Regions from separate parts of the Homo sapiens genome. Here region 1 is linked to region 2. A link is a contact called in ENCODE Hi-C or POLR2A ChIA-PET data. All regions are on one chromosome and are shown on one strand. Each heading gives the region's core, a stretch centred on a gene start or an enhancer-like site at or near the end of the contact. The rest is flanking DNA. Distances are from core to core; before and after follow the strand shown. Region 1 overlaps GRIN2D (glutamate ionotropic receptor NMDA type subunit 2D). Region 2 overlaps PLA2G4C (phospholipase A2 group IVC).

Region 1 (6,203 bases), core at 290-2,789, 310 kb after region 2:
CGCTTGTAATCCCAGCCCTTTGGGAGGCTGAGGCGGGCGGATCACCTGAGGTCATGAGTTCGAGACCACCCTGGTCAACATGGTGAAACCCTGTCTCTACTAAAAATACAAAAAATTAGCCGGGCATGGTCGTGGGCGCCTGTAATCCCAGCTACTCGGGAGGCTGAGGCAGGAGAATTGCTTGAACCCGGGAGGCGGAGGTTGCAGTGAGCTGAGACCACACCATTGCACTCCAGCCTGGGCAACAAGAGCAAAACTCTGTCTCAAGAAACAAAAACAAAAACAAACAAAAAACCACACATTAAAAAAAAAAAAAAAAGAAAGAGGAGGGCATGGTGGCTCATGCCTGTAATCCCAACACTTTGGGAGGCTGAGGCAGGTGGATCACTGAGGCTGAGGTCAGGAGTTCTAGACCAGTCTGGCCAACATGGTGAAACCCCATCTCTACTAAAAATACAAAAATTAGCTGGACATGGTGGTGAACACCTGCAATCCCAGCTACTCAGGAGGCTGAGGCAGGAGAATTGCTTGAACCCGGGAGGCGGAGGTTGCAGTGAGCCGAGACCATACCATTGCACTCCAGCCTGGGCAACAAGAGCAAGACTCTGTCTCAAAAAACAAAAACAAAAACAAACAAAAAAACCACACATTAAAAAAAAAAAAAAAGAAAGAGGGCATGGTGGCTCATGCCTGTAATCCCAACACTTTGGGAGGCTGAGGCAGGTGGATCACTGAGGCTGAGGTCAGGAGTTCTAGACCAGTCTGGCCAACATGGTGAAACCCCATCTCTACTAAAAATACAAAAATTAGCTGGACATGGTGGTGAACACCTGCAATCCCAGCTACTCAGGAGGCTGAGGCAGGAGGATTGCTTGAACCAGGAGGCGGAGGTTGCAGTGAGCGAAGATCATGCCACTGCACTCCAGCCTGGGTGACAGAGCAAGACTCTGTCTCAAAAAACAAAACAAAAACAAAAACAAACAAAATATTAGCCAAGCATGGTGGTGCATGTCTATAATCCCAGCTACTTGGGAGGCTGAGGCAGGAGAATCACTTGAACCCAGGAAGTGGAGGTGGCAGTGAGCCAAGATCATACCACTGCACTCCAGCCTGGGAGACAGAGCAAGACTCTGTCTCAAAAAAAAAAAAAAAAAAAAAGACCAGCCTGGGAAAAATAGTGAAACCCCATCTCTACTTTAAAAAAGAAGGAAAGAAAAGGGGACTCTAGGGCCTCAACACCAAGCTGAAAGAGAGTCTGGAACCTTATCCTGGGGGGCACTGGGCAGCCAAGGGGAGGGTGCTGAGCAGGGAAGGGGTATATTCGTGTTTTTGAGACCTTGGAGGTAAAAGAAGAGAGATTCCAGCTGGGGGCTGGGGCTGGTCTGCAGAAAGGGGACTTTCTCTGCCTTCCGCTGCCAAGGTCCAGCCCAGGCCCCAGCATGTCCCCTTTCCCTCCTCCTGGGCAGGTACTTCATGAACATCACGTGGGATAACCGGGATTACTCCTTCAATGAGGACGGCTTCCTAGTGAACCCCTCCCTGGTGGTCATCTCCCTCACCAGAGACAGGACGTGGGAGGTGGTGAGTCGTAGCCCCAGACCTCAGGCATGGCAGAGGGTGTGGACTCCTGCATCCTGGCAGAGGGGGGGCTTGAGGTCGTGGACTAAGAGGGAGGAGGGGACAAGGAGCCTGGACTCCTGGGTCCTGGGATCTGAAGGTGGGAGGGGCTCCTGGGTCTTGGAAGAAGCTGCTGCCCACACACCTAGGTCTGAGGGAAGAGGATCATGGAGGCCAGGATACACCGGGAAGTCTTCCCAGGAAGCCTGACTCTCTTTCCCTTTGGCCAAGGTGGGCAGCTGGGAGCAGCAGACGCTCCGCCTCAAGTACCCGCTGTGGTCCCGCTATGGTCGCTTCCTGCAGCCAGTGGACGACACGCAGCACCTCACGGTGGCCACGCTGGAGGAAAGGCCGTTTGTCATCGTGGAGCCTGCAGACCCTATCAGCGGCACCTGCATCCGAGACTCCGTCCCCTGCCGGAGCCAGCTCAACCGAACCCACAGGTGACAGCTCGGGATCCAGGAGTTCCGGCTCCAAAACCCGCCTCCCGTGAAGCCCAGTAGTCTGGGCCCCCAGCCCCCTCCTCCCTTGGGACCCAGGACCCACAAAGCCCTCCAGCTTGGTGACCTTAGGCAAACCTCAGAATTCTTTGAGCCTGAGTTTCCCCTGAAAGCGCTAACCATAGTTTTAGCTGCCGCCTATCCCTTCCTCCATATCCTCTCTTCATGAGAGAGTCTAAGGAGGGGGTCCCCAAACTCCCCAAGCCTGGTCACTGCCCGCAGCCCTCCACCGGATGCCCCCCGCCCGGAAAAGCGCTGCTGCAAGGGTTTCTGCATCGACATTCTGAAGCGGCTGGCGCATACCATCGGCTTCAGCTACGACCTCTACCTGGTCACCAATGGCAAGCACGGAAAGAAGATCGATGGCGTCTGGAACGGCATGATCGGGGAGGTGAGGGGGCGGACGGGAGGCGGGGAATCTTCGGGGCGGAGTCGAGAGGCGGGCACAGCCGGGCGTGGTGGCTCACGCCTGTAATCCCAGCACTTTGGGAAGCCGAGGCGGGCGAATTGCCTGAGCTCAGGGGTTCGAGACCAGTTTGGGCAAAACGGTGAAACCCCGTCTCTACTAAAATGCAAAAAATTAGCCGTGCGTGGTGGCGGGCGCCTGTAATCCCAGCTACTCGGGAGGCTGAGGCAGGAGAATTGCTTGAACCCGGGAGGCGGAGGTTGCAGTAAGCGGAGATCGCGCCACTGCACTCCAGCCTGGGCACAGAGTGAGACTCAGTCTCAAAAAATAATAATAAAAAAAAAGAGGTCGGCACCCTGGGGCAGGGGCGCGGCCAAATTGAGGAAACACCTGATTGGGGCCTGGGGCGGGGTCGCGGGAGGGACATGCCTTGGAACAGGGGGCGGGGTCAGGAGGTGTCAGGGGCGGGGTTTGGAGGAGGGACTTTGGAGCAGAGGAGGCGGGGCTAGGAGGGTGGGACTCCTAGGGGAAGGGGGCAGGGCTGGGAGGAGGGACTTTGGGGCAGTGGAGGCGGGGCTAGGAGGGTGGGACTCCTAGGGGAAGGGGGCGGGGCTGGGAGGAGGGACTTTGGTACAGAGGAGGAGGGGCCAGGAGGGTGAGAATCTAGGGGAAGAGGGTGGGGCTGGGAAGATCTGGACCAAGGCCTTGAGGTCTTGCTGGGAGCAGCCGGGTAGGACGCGGGCTACCAATTCCCAATCTTGTTCCCCATTTCTCACCTCCGCCCTTCCCTGCCCCACTCTTCGTCCCCCTCCTCACCCACCTCGCAATCCCTCTTGGCCCCTTCCCTCACCCTGTCACTGGTCTGCTCCCGGGGCCCGTCTCTGCTCGCCGTCCGTGTCAGTCTGTCCGCTTGAGCCGGGTTCCCCCGCCCACTCCTCATCGCCCCCACCCCAGGTGTTCTACCAGCGCGCAGACATGGCCATCGGCTCCCTCACCATCAACGAGGAGCGCTCCGAGATCGTGGACTTCTCCGTCCCCTTCGTGGAGACCGGCATCAGCGTCATGGTGGCGCGCAGCAATGGCACGGTGTCCCCCTCGGCCTTCCTCGGTAATCTGGGGCCCTGGGACAGGGAGCTAGCCCTAGGCAAAGTAGCCGTCCCCAACCGTGTGGGCCCTGGGATCAGAAAACCTGGGTTCCCGGTATCATCGGTACTTGAACCCGCTGTGCAACTTCGGTGAAGTGACATCATTTCTGAACCTCAGTTTCCTAATCTACAAGATGGAAGAAATAATTTCCCTACCCAGAAGACATTTCATCAAGAGGCTAAAGAAGCTTGAGCTCAGGAGCCTTCTCTTGCACTGCAGCTTCCAAGCCCTGCACCTGGTTTTGTATTCATAAGGTTGAATTATTTTTTCTCAAAGAGAGCCCTCCAAATTGTGCAAGCTTCAGGCCCCACAAAACCCAAGTGTTTTCCTGTACTAGGTATGAGATGAAGAGAACAAATTAGCATGGTACCAATACCTTGTAAGCACTTAAGTCACCATCAGTGTTTACTGAGCATCTACTATGTGCCAGGTGGTGGGCTCCACACTGGGAACACAGTGGCAAATGAGGAAGACACAAATCCCTGTCCAGTAGGATCTCTCAGCCTTGTGAAGGAGGCAGAAGATAAGCTTCTACTTCTCTCTCTCTCTCTCTTTTTTTTTTTTTCAGACAGAGTCTCACTCTGTCGCCCAGGCTGGAATGCAGTGGCACCATCTCGGCTCACTGCAACCTCAACCTGCCTCTCAGGTTTAAGCGATTCTCCTGCCTCAGCCTGCCAAGTAACTGGGATCACAGGCATGCACCACCACGCCTGGCCAATTTTTGTATTTTTAGTAGAGACGGGGTTTCACCATGGTGGCCAGCCTAATCTCAAACTCCTGACCTCAGGTGATCTGCCCACCTCAGCCTCCCAAAATGCTGGAATTACAGGCGTGAGCCACTGCACCCGGACAAGGGTTTTAACTACAGAAGATGGTGTGGGGATATATAATCAGATTTAAGTTTTTAAAATATCCAGCTCTGTGTAATCCCAGCTACTCCGGAGGCTGAGGTGTAAGGATGGCTTGAACCCAGGAGGCAGAGGTTGCAGTGAGCCAAGATGGCACCACCGCACTCCAGCCTGGATGACAGAGCCAGACCCTATCTCTAAAAAAGAACAAAGAAAAAAATCCCACTCTGTGGAAGCAAGTGGCTGGTGGGGATGCTACTGCAAGGTTTATGCCAGAGACAGAGTGGGGGTGTGCAATAGGAAGGTGACAGCAGACAGATGCAGGGTGTGGTTAGAGAGCTGCCCACCAGATGGGCTGGTGGCTTTGAGATGGATTGGGTAGAGGGACCATTGCTGAGCTGGAGAAGCGTACATCGGCCAAGGGCAACAGTGCTTGTCAGTTCCCACTTGCTCTCTGAAGTGTGAGCAAAGCTCCTGGGAGAGGGGAGGGGCTGGAAGAAGAGCCATCCCTTCCTTTGTGTTTTGTTTTCTGTTTATTTCGCCCAGTGGTGTCTCCTGTGGCCTCCCCTTTGCACCAAGGTCTCTGCAGGGCACACTGAGAAGCACCACGTGGGGCCCCTGCTTGCAGGCAGCACACTGCAGAGGAGTGACAAGGTCCTATTTATGCCCCACCAAGTTGCCCAGCAGAGGTGACAGGCGTGTCCCCAGCTGCCGCAGTGACAGTCCAGGGTGCTGACCTTGCTGTGACGGGGGCAGTCCTGACAGCTCACACTTGGCCCTGGAAAGTTGAATCACCTGGTCCTAATCTCAATGAAATGGTGATTTGGGTTTATTGTTGGTGAGCTCCCAGGGGCTAAACACAGTTATCGAATGTGAGGAGGGGACACATGAATGGGAGGTTGTCTAATGGACAGGGCAGGGTGTTAACTCTAGCAGGGACACCTAGGAGACAAGGAAGAGAGGGTGTCGCTGATTCAGGCACCTGCGAGTTCTTTTTTTTTTTTTTTTTTGAGACAGAGTCTTGCTCTGTCACCCAGGCTGGAGTGCAGTGGCACGATCTCAGCTCACTGCAACCTCCACCTCCTGGGTTCAAGCAATTCTCCTGCCTCAGCCTACTGAGTAGTTGGGACTACAGGCGCCCACCACGACACCCAGCTAATTTTGTATTTTTAGTAGAGATGGGGTTTCACCATGTTGGCCAGGCTGGTCTTGAACTCCTGACCTTAGGTGATCCTCCCACCTCGGCCTCCCAAAGTACTGGGATTACAGGCGTGAACCACCACACCCAGCCACCTGTGAGTTTTGAGTAAAGCATGGGTGCTTGAGAGAGTGATCAGGACAGAAAGGAGAGTGTGACAAGGCTGAGTGGCAGGGACTTTGTCCTGGGGGTGCTAGGGAGCCTGGGGAGGGCTGTAAGCAGGGGAGGGGCCAGGTCCTCTCTGTGCTGTGTGGGGGATAGGCTGTAGGGGACAGACAGGAGCTCAGGAGGCTGGGGAAATGGTTGGTGGGAGGAGATGAGGCCTGAGCCCTGTTGGCCATGAGAATGGAGAGGAGAGGCCCAAGTAGCATCAGGGGCAGGAGCGTGGGGCTGGATACTGACAGGCTGTGGCCAGCGAGGGAGAAGGAGGGAGGAAGGGAGGACGGCAAATGAGGTTTGGGCCTGTGACTGGGTGGATGGTGGGGCTC
Region 2 (6,344 bases), core at 3,376-5,875:
TTCATCGTCCACACTTACAATGCTCAACAGCGGAGGAAACCAAGGCACAAAGAAGTATGTCTGGGCTCGTAACAGCCCACAAAGGACAGCTCCAGGAACTAACCCAAAGCTGTTGAAATATAAGGCTTTCGTTGTTGTTGTTTGTAGAGATGGGGTCTTGCTATGTTGCCCAGGCTGGTCTTGAACTCCTGGGCTCAAGAGATCCTCCCACCTCGACCTCCCAAAGTACTGGGATTACAGGTGTGAGTCCCTGTGTCCAGCCAGGCCTGCCTTTTTAACCACAGCAGTCTCGGAAAGATTCCAGAAGAAATCATGGGGTTCCTATCTCAATAGCGCCCCCTGGAGTTCTGCAATGTGCAGTACAGCTAAACCCCCACGCCATGTCACTCAACATGTTAGATGAGCCTTGGAGGAATAGAGGGGTCCGGTGTGACTCTGCAGGACCTTTCCCACTCCCAAGCTCTGCAGCTCTGCTCTTCATGCTGTCGCCTCCAGGAACCTCATCCTCCACATCCAGCTCAGAACCCAGCTCCAGATCAAACTTTGAGCACAGAAATGAAAACAAATCAGGCCAGCCAGGCTCAACATTCATGCCTCTGCCCTGCCTATCTCACACTCGAGCCTCTGCTGCTCTGCCTAGCCTTACCTCCTGCTCTGAAAATGTGCCAAGATCGATTAGTCATGTCTGCCCTGGGCTTGGCAACAAACATGCAGACATGAGTGTTTCATACCTGCCATCTGGGGCCTCCTGAATGAGACAGTCCTACACGGATTAATGCAATACTTTATCATAGAGGCTGATAAGTTAAAAGGGCTGTATTCTATCCACCTGCAGTGTGAAAAGTGCACCTGAACATGTAAATCCTCCTTTAATGTCAGAAGGTAGTATTATTATGCTTTGTCCATGGCTTTGTGTAGCAAAGAAAGATACTTGGTGTTTTCCCCTGCTTCCTGGTGCAGAGTTCCTAAAACCCTTGGAATTTTCTTTTTTAGAAAAAAAAAATTTTTTTTTTGAGACAGGGTCTCTCTGTCACCCAGGCTGGTGTGCAGTGGTGTGATTGTAGCTCAATGCAGCCTCAGCCTCCCAGGCTAAAGCAATCCTCCTGCCTCAACTTCCTGAGTAGCTGGGACCATAGGCATGCACCACCACGCCTGGCTAATTTTTTCACTTTTTGTAGAGATGGGGTCTTGCTATGTTGCCCCGCCTGGGTCTCAAACTCCTAGACTCAAGCGATCTTCCTGCCTCAGCCTCCCAAAGTTCTGGGATTACAGGCGTGAGCCACCACACCTGGCCCATCTTTTGTAATACACCAGCAATTGTAAGTAAAGTGTGTTCCTGAGTTCTGTGAGCTATTCCAGTAAATTATTGAACATGAGGCGGAAGCTGTGGGAAACCCCAAACTATTGCCAGTCGGTCAGAAGCACCAGCGGCTAGGTAATTGCAACTCGTGTCTGAAGTGGGAGCAGTTTTTTGGGACTGAGCCCCTTTCACCTGTGGAATCTGATGTGAACTCCAGGTAGCCAGCGTCAGAATTGCTCAGAATTGTAGGACACCCAGCTAGTACCAGAGAGCTCGAGAAGCAGCGTTGGAAAAAACCACACACATTTGGTGTCAGGAGGAAAAAAATAATCCCATTTATGTGTCAGAAAGCAATCTGAAACATGAGTGATGCTTACCAAGTGGATCCAGAGACCCCTGCGAGGTACGTGACGGCATCCAACAGGCCCTGTTCTTTCATCTCACTCAGGACCCCAAGGCAGGCAATGTGAGCCCGCAGTCCTCCGCCTGAGCCCAGCACAGCAACAACTGGGGCCTAGGCATTGGGGAGAAAATCGATCAGAGGTTTAGAGCCTGAGGATGGAGGTGGGAACAAGAAGAAGGGTACCTGGGGCCGGGCACCGTGGCTCACGCCTGTAATCCCAGCACATTGGGAGGCCGAGGCAGGTGGATCACTTGAGGTCAGGAGTTCAAGACCAACCTGGTCAATGTGGTAAAACCCCATCTCTACTAAAAATACAAAAATTAGCTGGGTGTGGTGGCACACACCTGTAATCCCAGCTGCTCAGCAGGCTGATGCAGGGGAATAGCTTGAACCTGGGAGGTGGAGGTTGCAGTGAGCCAAGATCATGCCACTGCATTCCAGCCTGGGTGACAGAGCGAGACGTTGTCTCAAAAAAAAAAAAAAAAAAAAAAGAAAGAAAAGAAAAGAAAAAGAAAGGAGGAGGAGGAGAAGGAGGAGACCTAGGATCTCCCTTAGGCAGGGGCAATGCCTGTCCCATAGAAGTTCATATCCTTCTATTTCTATCCCATAGAAGTTCATATCCTTCGGTCCAGCTCTCCCTGGCTGAGTTGGGCCCTGGACACTGGGCACAGAGGGGGCGATTCTGGGATCTCTGGGGCCACCCTCCTCCCCTCACTTACCTCATCAGCCTCAATCCTTAGCTTCTTCAGAGCTTTCAGCACATGAAGTCTTCGTCTCTCCACGGCCGCCTTTTCTTCTTTCTGGAGCCCAGGAATTATGGAAACTTCAGAGCTTCCCAGGAGAAAACACAAAGAAGTCCAGAAAATTCACAGGGAAAAGGGATAAAACACAGAATTTGACCTAGAACTGGGCTGTCCAAGCAGGTAGCCACCAGCCCACGGGTACATGGTTTCCTTTTGGGGTGAGGAAAATATTCTGAAACTAGATAGAGGTGATGGTTGTACAACACTGTGAATGCATTGAATGCCAGTCAATTATTCACTTTTCAAAATGGTTAATTTTGGGGCCAGACGCGGTGGCTCACACCTGTAATCCCAGCACTTTGGGAGGGTGAGGTGGGTGGATCACTTGAGCCCAGGAGTTCAAGACCAGCCTGGCCAACATGGTGACATACCTCCCTCCCTCCCTCCCTCCCTCCCCTTCCCTCCCCTCCCTCCCTCCCTCCCTTCCTTCCATCCTTCCTTCCTTCCTCCTTCCTTCCTTCCCTCCTTCTTTCCCTCCCTCCCTCCCTCCCTCCCTCCCTCCCTCCCTCCCTCCCTCCCTCCCTCCCTCCCTTCTTTCTTTCTTTCTTTCTTTCTTTCTTTCTTTCTTTCTTTCTTTCTCTTTCTCTCTCTCTTTTTTGAGACAGAGTCTCGCTCTGTTGCCCAGGCTGGAGTGCAGTGGCGCAATCTCAGTTCACTGCAACCTCCACCTCCCCGGTTCAACAATAAGACAGGGTCTTGCTCTGTTGCCCACCACCAGTGCGGTGGTGCAATCATAGCTTACTGCAGCCTTGAACACCGGGACTCAAGTGATCCTCATGTCTCAGCCTCCTAAGTAGCTTGGACTACAGGTGTGTACCACTATGCTTGGCTAATTTTTAAAAATATTTTCTTTTATTGTAGAGATAGGGTTTCACCATGTTGCCCAGGCTAGTCTCGAACTCTGGGGCTCAAGAGATCTTCTTGCCTCGGCCACCAAAAGTGCTGGGGTTACAGGCATGGGCCACCATGCCCAACCTTCAGCTCTTTCCATCTATCTCCACCAAGCGAGAGGAACTGTCACAGCCCTCACCTCTTGACACTCACTATGCATTCCATTACACAAATGCTCTGCTTCCCCATAGTGGTCAGCTCTAAGAGGACTTACCTTCCCATGGTGCACTGCGGTCAGAAAATTCTCAGTCCTCCTGCCAAAGAAATGGCTCTTCTTAGTCCTGTGCCCACTGTTGGGCTTAGCAAAGACAGTGGGGGAGGGCTGGGACTGTCACGGGCTCATGGGTTCTCCTTGTCCACTGCCCAGACAAAACCAATGCGAACAGCAGGTGTTGCAGCAAAGAGAGAGAGTTTAATAATCTCAGGGGCGGCCAAGCGAGGAGAATGGGAGAAATATTTCAAGCGCGTCTCTCTGAAAATTTGGAGGCTAGGGTTTTTCCTCGCTCTTTCTCTTTCTCTGCCTCTGTCTCTGTCTCTGTCTGTCTCTCTCTCTTTAGATGAAGTTTCCCTCTTGTTGACCAGGCTGGAGTGCATTGGCATGATCTCGGCTCACTGCATCCTCCGCCTCCCGGGTTCAAGCGATTCTCCTGCCTCAGCCTCCTGAGTATCTGGGATTACAGGCATGCACCACCATGCCCGGCTAATTTTTGTATTTTTAGTAGAGATGGGGTTTCTCCATGTTGGCCAGGCTGGGCTTGAACTCCCGACCTCAGGTGATCCACCCGCCTTGGCCTCCCAAAGTGCTGGGATTACAGGCACGAGCCACCGCGTCCGACCTGAGACTAGGGTTTTTTAAGGAAACTTTGGTGGGCAAGGGGCTGAGGGAACAATTGATCGGCTATGGATGAAATCACAGGTGTGTCCAAAACTATCTTTGTATAGCTGAGTCAGTTCCTGGGAGCGGGTCTCAGGACCAGGTGGTAGCTCTTGGTCTGCCAAAATGCTCACTCTGAAAACTATCTCAAAGACAATTTCTTTTTTTTAAAACAAAAACAAAACGAAACATTATTGCCAGGAGCAGTGGCTCATGCCTGTAATCCCAGCACTTTGGGAGGCCGAGGCAGTCAGATCACTTGAGGTCAAGAGTGACCAGAAGACAAGTGTGAGCCCTCTGTCATGCCCGAATAGGGCCACTAGAGGGCCCCTTGGTCTTGGGGTAACGCCAGCGTCTGGGAAGATGCCCATTGCCTAGCGGACCTTGGTCTAGCGGTTGCGTCAGTGCCTAGAGACCAGGAAAGGGAGTCTCCCTTTCCCCGGGGGAGTTAGGGAAGACTCTGCTCCACCGCCTCCTGTGGAGGGCCTGAGTGATGTCAGGCCCGCCCGCAGTTATCCAGAGGCCTGACCATCTCCCTGTGATGCTGTGCTTCAGTGGTCACACTCCTGTTTCACTTTCCTGTTCCACTCTGTATACCTGGCTGCACCCTCTAGATAGCAGTAGCAGAATTAGTGAAAGTATTAAAATATTAAAGTCTTTGATCTTTCTGAAAAGAACATAAAAGAAATAATGACATAAGCTATCCTCTCTCTCTACGCCTTGGCTACCTAACATAGAAGGGCTCCCTGTCCAGTGGACACGTGACTCACATGACCTTATCAATCATTGGAGATGACTCACACTCCTTACTCTGCCCCTTATTATCCAATAAATAACAGCGCAGCCAGGCATTTGGGGCCACTATCGGTCTCTGCGTCTTGGTGGTAGTGGTCCCCCAGGCCCAGCTGTCTTTTCTTCTATCTCTTTGTCTTGTGTTTTTATTTCTACGATCTCTCGTCTCCGCACATGGGGAGAAAGACCCACAGACCCTGCAGGGCTGGTCCCTACAGTGGCGCAATCATAGCTCACTGCAGCCTCCAACTCTTGGGCTCAAGCAATCCTCCTGCCTTGGCCTCCTGGGTTGCTGGGACTACAGGCATGCACCACCACGTCTGGCAAAGTTTTAATTTTTTTGTAGAGATTGAGGTCTCACTATGTTGCCCAGGCTGGTCTCATTCTCCCGGGCTCATGCAATCCTCCTGCCTCAGCCTCCCAAGAAGTGGGGATTACAGGTGTTAGCTACCACACCCCACTAAAAAGCTGAGTTCTGTGTTTCACGACAGTGATATTATTTATAGAAGTAGCTGGGGAAGTTATAAATCATGCGACCCCTGGTTACGTGACTCTGGAGCACATATAGAAAAGGAAGCTAAGGGATGGCAGGTCATTCTTCAACCCACGACTGTTCTTTAGCAAAGTTCCAGCACCTTCATGATTCTAACCTTGTCTTATGAATGTGACTTCAGGCCAGGCACAGTGGCTCATGGCTGTAATCCCAGCACCTTAAGAGGCCGAGGTGGGAGGATCACTTGAGGTCAGGAGTTGGAGACCAGCCTGGCCAACATGGTGAAACCTTATCTCTACTAAAAGTACAAAAGTCACCTGGGCATGATGGCGGGCGCCTGTAATCCCAGCTACTCAGGAGGCTGAGGGAGGAGAATCACTTGAACTCAGGAGGTGGAGGTGCCAGTGAGCAGAGATCATGCCATTGCACTCCAGTCTGGGCAACAAGAGTGAAACTCTGTCTCAAAACTAAATAAATAAATAAAAAGTAAATGAATGTGGCTTCAATCTCTCAACAAGGACTGGGGGTCAGTTTTCTTTGTCTCAAAGTTTAACTATGAATTAAATTCCTCTCATGGTAATTTTGGCCTCTGCACTAGAATAAGAAAAAAAAATCTAGCCTGTGAGGTTAGAAACAAGATGGTCAGTCATGTTAGCTTTCTCTCATTACTTACATTTCTGCGAAGGCAGTTTCAAGACCCCCCTTATGAAATTAATCAGCTTCCCCCCACCACCTCCAAATTCATATGTTGGACTTGTAACCCCCAGAACCTCAGAATGTGACTGTAT

Evidence for each region. A loop is a pair of places that touch in the nucleus more often than their neighbours do. ChIA-PET counts read pairs that join two places held with the same protein, here RNA polymerase II (POLR2A). Pooled maps may share reads with other maps.
Region 1: a pooled map shows a loop between it and region 2 (4-fold over the local background). The contact joins two enhancer-like sites. A Hi-C loop is called at or near these places in 1 of 50 pooled maps. POLR2A ChIA-PET finds 5 or more read pairs at or near these places in 2 of 52 experiments (HEK293 and activated CD4-positive, alpha-beta T cell).

What each region holds. Positions count from the first base shown.
Region 1 is chr19:48,412,525-48,418,727 of GRCh38, forward strand. It overlaps GRIN2D (glutamate ionotropic receptor NMDA type subunit 2D), which reads left to right. Exons shown (of 14, transcript NM_000836.4): 5 at 1,467-1,581; 6 at 1,849-2,060; 7 at 2,340-2,508; 8 at 3,478-3,631. Among named protein-coding and RNA genes, the nearest start is that of GRIN2D, 22 kb to the left of the region's middle. RefSeq lists enhancers at 1,864-2,585, 2,291-2,430, 6,143-6,203. Within about 2 kb of position 1,540, at least 4 of the 41 ENCODE cell types and tissues checked have a DNase peak (open chromatin) inside an H3K27ac peak, as active enhancers do.
Region 2 is chr19:48,102,911-48,109,254 of GRCh38, forward strand. It overlaps PLA2G4C (phospholipase A2 group IVC), which reads right to left. Exons shown (of 17, transcript NM_003706.3): 2 at 3,612-3,651; 3 at 2,423-2,534; 4 at 1,678-1,814. The coding sequence starts at 3,619. Among named protein-coding and RNA genes, the nearest start is that of PLA2G4C, 4.7 kb to the right of the region's middle. Within about 2 kb of position 4,626, at least 12 of the 41 ENCODE cell types and tissues checked have a DNase peak (open chromatin) inside an H3K27ac peak, as active enhancers do.